Regions from separate parts of the Homo sapiens genome. Here region 2 is linked to region 1. Evidence: read pairs that join two places in POLR2A ChIA-PET (ENCODE). Cell type or tissue: OCI-LY7. All regions are shown on one strand.

What was found. Peaks named below come from ENCODE experiments on the same cell type or tissue, not always from the same donor. Only the 100,000 strongest peaks of a DNase experiment are listed, where the experiment ranks them.
Region 2: POLR2A ChIA-PET joins it to region 1 with 5 read pairs; 3 of 35 experiments call an interaction of 5 or more read pairs at or near these places.

The regions. Positions count from the first base shown.
Region 1 is chr2:62,127,708-62,131,707 of GRCh38, forward strand. The region is part of intron 2 of COMMD1 (copper metabolism domain containing 1); the gene reads left to right. Among named protein-coding and RNA genes, the nearest start is that of B3GNT2, 66 kb to the right of the region's middle. RefSeq lists a silencer at 1,893-2,093 and an enhancer at 1,944-1,993. In OCI-LY7, no CTCF peak of the experiment used is centred here; a DNase peak (open chromatin) is centred at 2,064; H3K4me3 peaks cover 2,457 bases; H3K27ac peaks cover 2,770 bases.
Region 2 is chr2:61,978,600-61,982,599 of GRCh38, forward strand. The region is part of intron 1 of COMMD1 (copper metabolism domain containing 1); the gene reads left to right. Among named protein-coding and RNA genes, the nearest start is that of COMMD1, 75 kb to the left of the region's middle. In OCI-LY7, no CTCF peak of the experiment used is centred here; a DNase peak (open chromatin) is centred at 152.

The DNA of each region.
Region 1 (4,000 bases):
CTTATATAAAAATTAACTCAAGATGAGGCCAGGGGGCCGGGCGTAGTGGCTCATGTCTGTAATCCCAACACTTTGGGAGGCTGAGGCAGACAGATCATTTGAGGTCAAGAGTTTGAGACCAGCCTGACCAACATGGTGAAACCCCATCACTACTAAAAATACAAAAAAATTAGGCATGGTGGCACATGCCTGTAGTCCCAGCTACTCAGGAGGCTGAGGCAGGAGAATTGCTTGAACCCAGGAGACAGAGGTTGCAGTGAGCCAAGATTGTGCCACTGCACTTCAGCCTGGGAGACAGAGCGAGACTCTATCTCAAAAAAAAAAAAAAAAAAGGATGAGGTTGGGCATGGTGGCTCATGCCTGTAATCCCAGCACTTTGGGAGGCTGAGGCAGGTGGATCATTTGAGATCAGAAATTCAAGACTAGCCTGGCCAAAATGGTGAAACCCTATCTCTACTAGAAATGCAAAAATTAGCCAGGCATGTTGGCATGCGCCTGTAGTCCCAGCTACTTGGGAGGCTAAGGCATGAGAATTGCTTGAACACAGCAGGCAGAGGTTGCTGTGAGCTGAGATGGCACTTCTTCACTCCAGCCTGGGCGACAGTGTGAGACTCTGTCTAAAAAAAAGAAAAAAAAAAAACAAAAAAACTCAAGATGAATTAAAGACTTAAATGTAAAACCCAAAACTGTAAAAACCCTAGAAGAAAATCTAGGCAGTACCATTCAGGGCATGGTCATGGGCAAAGATTTCATGACGAAATCACCAAAAGCAATTGAAACGAAAGCAAAAATTGACAAACGGGATCTAATTAAAGAGCAAATTCTTAATGAAATCTCATCTTAGTTGTTGATGTTGTTGTTCTTCCTCCTCCTTCTCCTACTCTTCTGCCTACCTCCCTCCCTCCCTCCTTCCCTTCCTTGCATTCTTAAGATATCAAAGTGCTACCATATAAGATATTTCAAGACCAGGCACGGTGGCTCACGCCCGTAATCCCAGCACTTTGGGAGGCCGAGGCAGGTGGATCACGAAGTCAGGAGATTGAGACCATCCTGGCTAACATAGTGAAACCCCATCTTTACTAAAAATACAAAAAATTAGCTGGGCATGGTGGCACACGCCTGTAGTCCCAGCTACTTGGGAGGCTGAGGCAGGTGAATTGCTTGAACCTGGGAGGCAGAGGATGCAGTGAGCCGAGATCACGCCACTGCACTCCAGCCTGGGCAACAGAGCGAAACTCCATCTAAAAAAAAAAAAAAAAAAATCAGTATCAAATGGTAATAGAAAATATCAAATATTGGTTCTAGCTTATCCTATTATTTAATACTTGGAGGGCAACCTTCTTACCAACCTAGGCATGATGACAGGCCTTGCTCTGCTCAACCTTGGAGTTTGTATTTGGTGATTCTATGCTTCGGCAGTCTGAAGAGACTTAGCTTTATGTGTGTACTGTTGGCTTTGTGAACCAGAAGAAATAGTGATTGAGACCAGTAAATAAAATAGGAAATGAAGAAACGATACCCTACATAGAAAATATTGGAAATATCAGAAGAATTAATATAATAACCTCTCTCTCCTCTTGCCTGAACCCAACTGTAAGGAGTGACACAATTTTTTGAGAACAGCCCCACAGGACATGGAATAAGACAGAGAAGGGAAGATAATGAATAGGAAAGGACAAATGGAAAATAATCAGCACAGTTTTCAGGAAAATATAAAATTTTAATTGGGGCCAGTGGTTCCTTAGGAAGGAAGTTGGGTGATCTTTTGCTACAGAGAAGCTATTTCTGGGATTCCAGGTCTCTTGAAGTAAAGGAGCAGTATCAATGATAATTGTAAGAAAGCCACAGAAAGTGTGGGAATGAGTGGTGAACACAGGTTTACTTATGAAGATGTTTTGAACTTCTCTGGCAGGCAATGTTCAGTGCTACTGGGTTTCTTATTTATTATTTAATTGCCCTTCAAGGAGCCATTGCCAATTTTAATGTCTGCCATATGTGTTCATTCTTGAGTGCTTGCTCTCCCTCTTCCTCTTTCTCTCTTTCTCTCCCCTCCTTCCGCTGTGGTTAAACACAGAAGACAGTTGCAGAGTTGTGGGTCAAAGGGTTATTTTAAGCATATGAAAGGACAGCCCAAACAGAGGATAGGCTTTATGGCCAAAGTTTGTGCTCAATAAAGAGTCCCTTTGAGCCGGGCGCCGTGGCTTACGCCTGTAATCCCAGCACTTTGGGAGGCCGAGGCGGGTGGATCACGAGGTCAGGAGATCGAGATCATCCTGGCTAACACGGTGAAACCCCTTCTCTACTAAAAATATAAAAAATTAGCCGGGCGTGGTGGTGGGTGCCTGTAGTCCCAGCTATTCAGGAGGCTGAGGCAGGAGAACGGCGTGAACCCGGGAGGCGGAGCTTGCAATGAGCCGAGATCGCGCCAGTGAGCGAGACTCTGTCTCAAAAAAAAAAAAAAACAAACAAAAAAACAAACAAGAGTCCCTTTGTGTCAACAAATGAAATTAAAAGAAAAATCTGGGGTAATAAGCTTTATGAAACATAGCCAGCTTTATGTGACTTTTTTTTTTTTTTTCTTTTTTGAGATGGAGTCTCAATCTGTCGCCCAGGCTGGAGTGCAGTGGCGCAGTCTTGGCTCACTGCAACCTCCCTCTCCCAGGTTCAAGTGATTCTCCTGCGTCAGCCTCCCAAGTAGCTGCGATTACAGGTGCACACCTATGTGGCCTTTTTGAATCAGTATTGGTTAGTGAAATTCTAAGGCATCCTTTCCCACTCTCACCCTCCATCCCCCAAATTTATCATTTTTAAAAGAAAACACAAGACATTAGAGCCAACATTGCCAATGTTGTATTATAATCCTAAATATGATCCATAAATTAGAGGATAAAGCGTTGTGAAAATTTTGCATGGGAAGTAGTATTACTGTAGAAAATATAGGACTGTTGTTTTATTTTATGTTGAATTTGTTCTAAATGGTTCTATTCAAGTATTTAATATGTGATAAGTCTTTTATTTTCTAGTTTAAGCATTTTGTCACTGTAGTATTGTTTTGCAGAAGAATTGCTCAGAACCTAGTTAAGGAGGTTTTTAAAATGGACAATAATACTCAAAGAGGTTATTTAGTGTGTAGATGGATAAAACCAAACATTTGCTTACTAACAGCCTTCAGTTATTCTGTAAACTAATAATCAATTATGCTCTCTAACCTTGCTAGGAAGTGAGTTAAAGCTAAAGCATTAAAGATTTAGGCTTGACCAGTAAGTTTCCTGAGGAGTGTTGAGTGGTTACCAGGGAAGGAGTTCATTAGGAATATGTGAGATGGCCTTGTCAGGAGGTGTTAGAGCTGGCTCGGTTTTTTTGTTGGTTTGGAGAGGGAATCCTCTCACGGATTTTGTCATAGGATTTTGTGGCTTTTTAACATTTGCACTTGGAGAGACAAAAATTTGAATATTTTGCCTTTGCTTTCCATTGTAATTTGGAATGGCTATTTAAACCGTTGAGTTTAATACACTGCTGTACTCCCCAGGATCACAAAGTACATGTTCTTGACAATGATGTGCTTGCTTATCTGCTAGCCACATTCTGACTCTACTCCATACTGCATCCTTTACTGAAAAGAAGCTAGTTTGATTCTTGACTCAGATACTTAAATACAGGAATTTTAGTCTTGTCATCTCTTATTTTTATCACCAGTTAAGCCCAAGATGACCATGAAAACAGTAACAAGTGTTTCAGATTGCTCTTGTACCTTCTGCCTCTGGCTTGATAAGCATCACATCTGCCTGCCTGCCTTCCTTTCTTTTCTTTTCTTTTTCCTTTTCCTTTCCCTTTCCCTTTCCCTTCTTTTCTTGAGACAGGGTCTTACTCTATTGCCAAGGCTAGAGTCCAGTGGCATGATCTTGGCTCACTGCAACCTTGACCTCCCAGGCTCAAGCAATCCTTCCGCCTCAGCCTCCTAAGTAGCTGGGACTACAGGCACATGCCACCATGCCCAGCT
Region 2 (4,000 bases), 150 kb before region 1:
CCTTAAGGTGTTTGCTTGACTAGGGGCTGAAGGATCTACTTCTAACATGTCTCATTCATCTGACTGGCAGTTTAATGCTTGCTATTGACTGGGAGCTCAGCCAAGACTGAGGGGTGAAGGACAGAGTTCTTTTGACATGGTTCTTCATAAGCTGTTTTTAGCACAGTGCCTAGGTTCTAAGAGAGACAAAGGGGAAGTTGTCAGTTTCCTAAGACTTGAGCCAGAAAATTGGCATAGCATCACTTCTGCTATAATTTTTTAAAATGTGGATGGATATTTTGATATAGGCATTCAATGTCTAATAATCATATCAGGGGAAATGGGATATCCATCACCTCAAGTATTTATCCTTTGTGTTAGAAACAATCAATTACACTCTTTTAGTTACTGTAAAATATACAATTAAATTATTACTGACTATAGCCACCCTGTCATGCTATCAAGTACTACGTCTTATTTATTCTTTCTATATTTTTGTACCCATTAGTGATCCCCACTTCCACTGCCCCCACCTCCCACTATCCTTCCCAGCCTCTGGTAACCATCTGTCTACCCTCTTTCTCCCTGAGTTCAATTGTTTTAATTTCTAGCTCCCACAAGTAAGTGAGAATAGGCCAGAATGTAATCCCAGCACTTTGGGAGGCTGAGGCGGGTGGATCACGAGGTCAGGGGTTCGAGATCAGCCTGTCCAACATGGTGAAACCCCGTCTCTACTAAAAATACAAAAATTAGCCAGGCATGGTGGCAGGTACCTGTAACCCCAGCTACTCAGGAGGCTGAGGCAGGAGAATCACTTGAACCTGGGAGGCAGAGATTGCAGTGAGCCGAGATCACGCCACTGCACTCTAGCCTGGGCAACAGAGCAAGACTCCATCTCAAAAAAACAAACTAAAAATAGAGCTAGCATATAATTCAGCAATCCCACTGCTAGGTATATTCCCAAAAGAAACAAAATCAGGATATCGAAGAGATATCTGCACTCCCATGTGAGCCACCGCGCCCGGCCTATTTTTAGTTTTTTGAGGAACTCCAAACTGTTTTCCATAGTGGTTGTACTAATTTACCTTCCCACCAACAGTGTACAAGGGTTCCCTTTTCTCTGTATCCTCACCAGAATTTGTTATTGCCTGTCTTTTGGATATAAGTCATTTTTTTTTTTTTATTATACTCTAAGTTTTAGGGTACATGTGCACATTGTGCAGGTTAGTTACATATGTATACATGTGCCATGCTGGTGCGCTGCACCCACTAATGTGTCATCTAGCATTAGGTATATCTCCCAATGCTATCCCTCCCCCCTCCCCCGACCCCACCACAGTCCCCAGAGTGTGATATTCCCCTTCCTGTGTCCATGTGATCTCATTGTTCAATTCCCACCTATGAGTGAGAATATGCGGTGTTTGGTTTTTTGTTCTTGCGATAGTTTACTGAGAATGATGGTTTCCAATTTCATCCATGTCCCTACAAAGGATATGAACTCATCATTTTTTATGGCTGCATAGTATTCCATGGTGTATATGTGCCACATTTTCTTAATCCAGTCTATCATTGTTGGACATTTGGGTTGGTTCCAAGTCTTTGCTATTGTGAATAGTGCCGCAATAAACATACGTGTGCATGTGTCTTTATAGCAGCATGATTTATACTCATTTGGGTATATACCCAGTAATGGGATGGCTGGGTCAAATGGTATTTCTAGTTCTAGATCCCTGAGGAATCGCCACACTGACTTCCACAATGGTTGAACTAGTTTACAGTCCCACCAACAGTGTAAAAGTGTTCCTATTTCTCCACATCCTCTCCAGCACCTGTTGTTTCCTGACTTTTTAATGATTGCCATTCTAACTGGTGTGAGATGATATCTCATAGTGGTTTTGATTTGCATTTCTCTGATGGCCAGTGATGATGAGCATTTCTTCATGTGTTTTTTAGCTGCATAAATGTCTTCTTTTGAGAAGTGTCTGTTCATGTCCTTCGCCCACTTTTTGATGGGGTTGTTTGTTTTTTTGTTGTAAATTTGTTTGAGTTCATTGTAGATTCTGGATATTAGCCCTTTGTCAGATGAGTAGGTTGCGAAAATTTTCTCCCATGTTGTAGGTTGCCTGTTCACTCTGATGGTAGTTTCTTTTGCTGTGCAGAAGCTCTTTAGTTTAATTAGATCCCATTTGTCAATTTTGTCTTCTGTTGCCATTGCTTTTGGTGTTTTGGACATGAAGTCCTTGCCCACGCCTATGGATATAAGTCATTTTAACTGGGGTAGGATGATGTCTCACTATAGTTTTGATTTGCATTTCTTTGATGATCAATGATGTTGAGCATCTTTTCATGTATGTTTGCCTTTTTTATTTCTTTTTTTGAGAAATGTCTGTTCAGCTTTTTTTGCCCATTTTAAAATTGGGTTATTAGATTTGTCCTGTAGAGTTGTTTGAGCCCCTTTTATCCTGGTTATTAATCTCTTGTCAGATGGATAGTTTACAAATATTTTCTCCCATTCTGTGGATTGTCTCTTCCCTTTGTTGATGGCTTCCTTTGCTGTGCAGAAGCCTTTTAACTTAATGTGATCCCATTTGTCCACTTTTGCTTTGGTTACCTGTACTTGTGGGGTATTTACTCAAGGAATCTTTGCCCAGTCCAATGGCCTGAAGAGTTTCCCCAATGTTTTCTTGTAGTTTCATAGTTTGAGGTCCTAGATTTAAGTCTCTCATCCATTTTGATTTGATTTTTGTACATGGCGAGAGATAGGGGTCTAGTTTCAGATCTTCTGCATGTTGATATCCAGTTTGCCTAGCACCACTTATTGAAGAGACTGTCTTTTCTCTGTTTTGGCACTTTTGTCGAAAATGAGTTCACTGTACATGGATGGATTTGTTTCTGGGTTCTCTATTCTGTTCCACTGGTCTGTGTGTCTGTTTTTATGCCAGTACCATGTTGTTTTGGTTACTGTATTAGTCCATTTTCACACTGCTGATAAAGACATACCCGAGACTGGAAAGAGAAAGAGGTTTTAATGAACTTACAGTTCCACGTGGCTGGGGAGGCCTCACAGTCATGGCGGAAGGTGAAAGGCACATCTCACATGAAGGTAGACAAGAGAAGAATGAGAGCTTGTGCAGGGAAACTCCTTTATAAAACCATCAGATCTTATGAGATGTATTCACTATTACGAGAACAGCATGGGAAAGACTTGCCCCCATGATTCAATTACCTGCCACTGGGTCCCTCCCACAACCCATGGGAATTCAAGATGAGATTTGGATGGGGACACAGCCAAACCATATCAGTTACTATAGCTCTGTAGTATAATTTGAAGTCAGGTAATGTGATTCCACCAGTTTTGTTCTTTTTGCTCAGGATAGCTTTGGCGATTCTGGGTCTTTTATGGTTCATTATACATTTTAGGATTGTTTTTCTGTTTCTGTGAAGAATGTCATTGGTATTTTGATAGGGATTGCATTGAATCTGTAGATTGCTTTGCATAGTATAGACATTTCAACAATATTGATTCTTCCAATCCATGAACATGGAATATCTTTTCATTTTTTTTGGTGTTACCTTCAATTTCTTTCACTATTGTTTTAAAATAGTTTTCATTATAGAGCGCTTTCACTTCTTTGGTTAAGATAATTCCTAGGTATTTAATTTTATTTGTAGCTGTTGTAAATGGGATTACTTTCTTGATTTCTTTTTCAGATTGTTCACCCTTGGCATATAGAAATACTGCTGATTTTCGTATGTTAATTTTGTATCATGCAACTTTACTGAATGTATCAGTTGTAATGGTTTTTTTGGTAGAGTAGGTTTTTCCAAATACAAGATTATATCATCTGCAAAAAAGAACAGTTTGACTTCTTCCTTTCCAATTTGGATGCCCTTTATTTCTCTCTTGTTTGATTGCTTTAGCTAAGACTTTCAGTATTATGTTGAATAATTGTGGTGTAAGTGGGCATACTTGTGGTGTTCCAGATATTAGAGGAAAGTCTTTTAGTTTTCCTCTATTCAG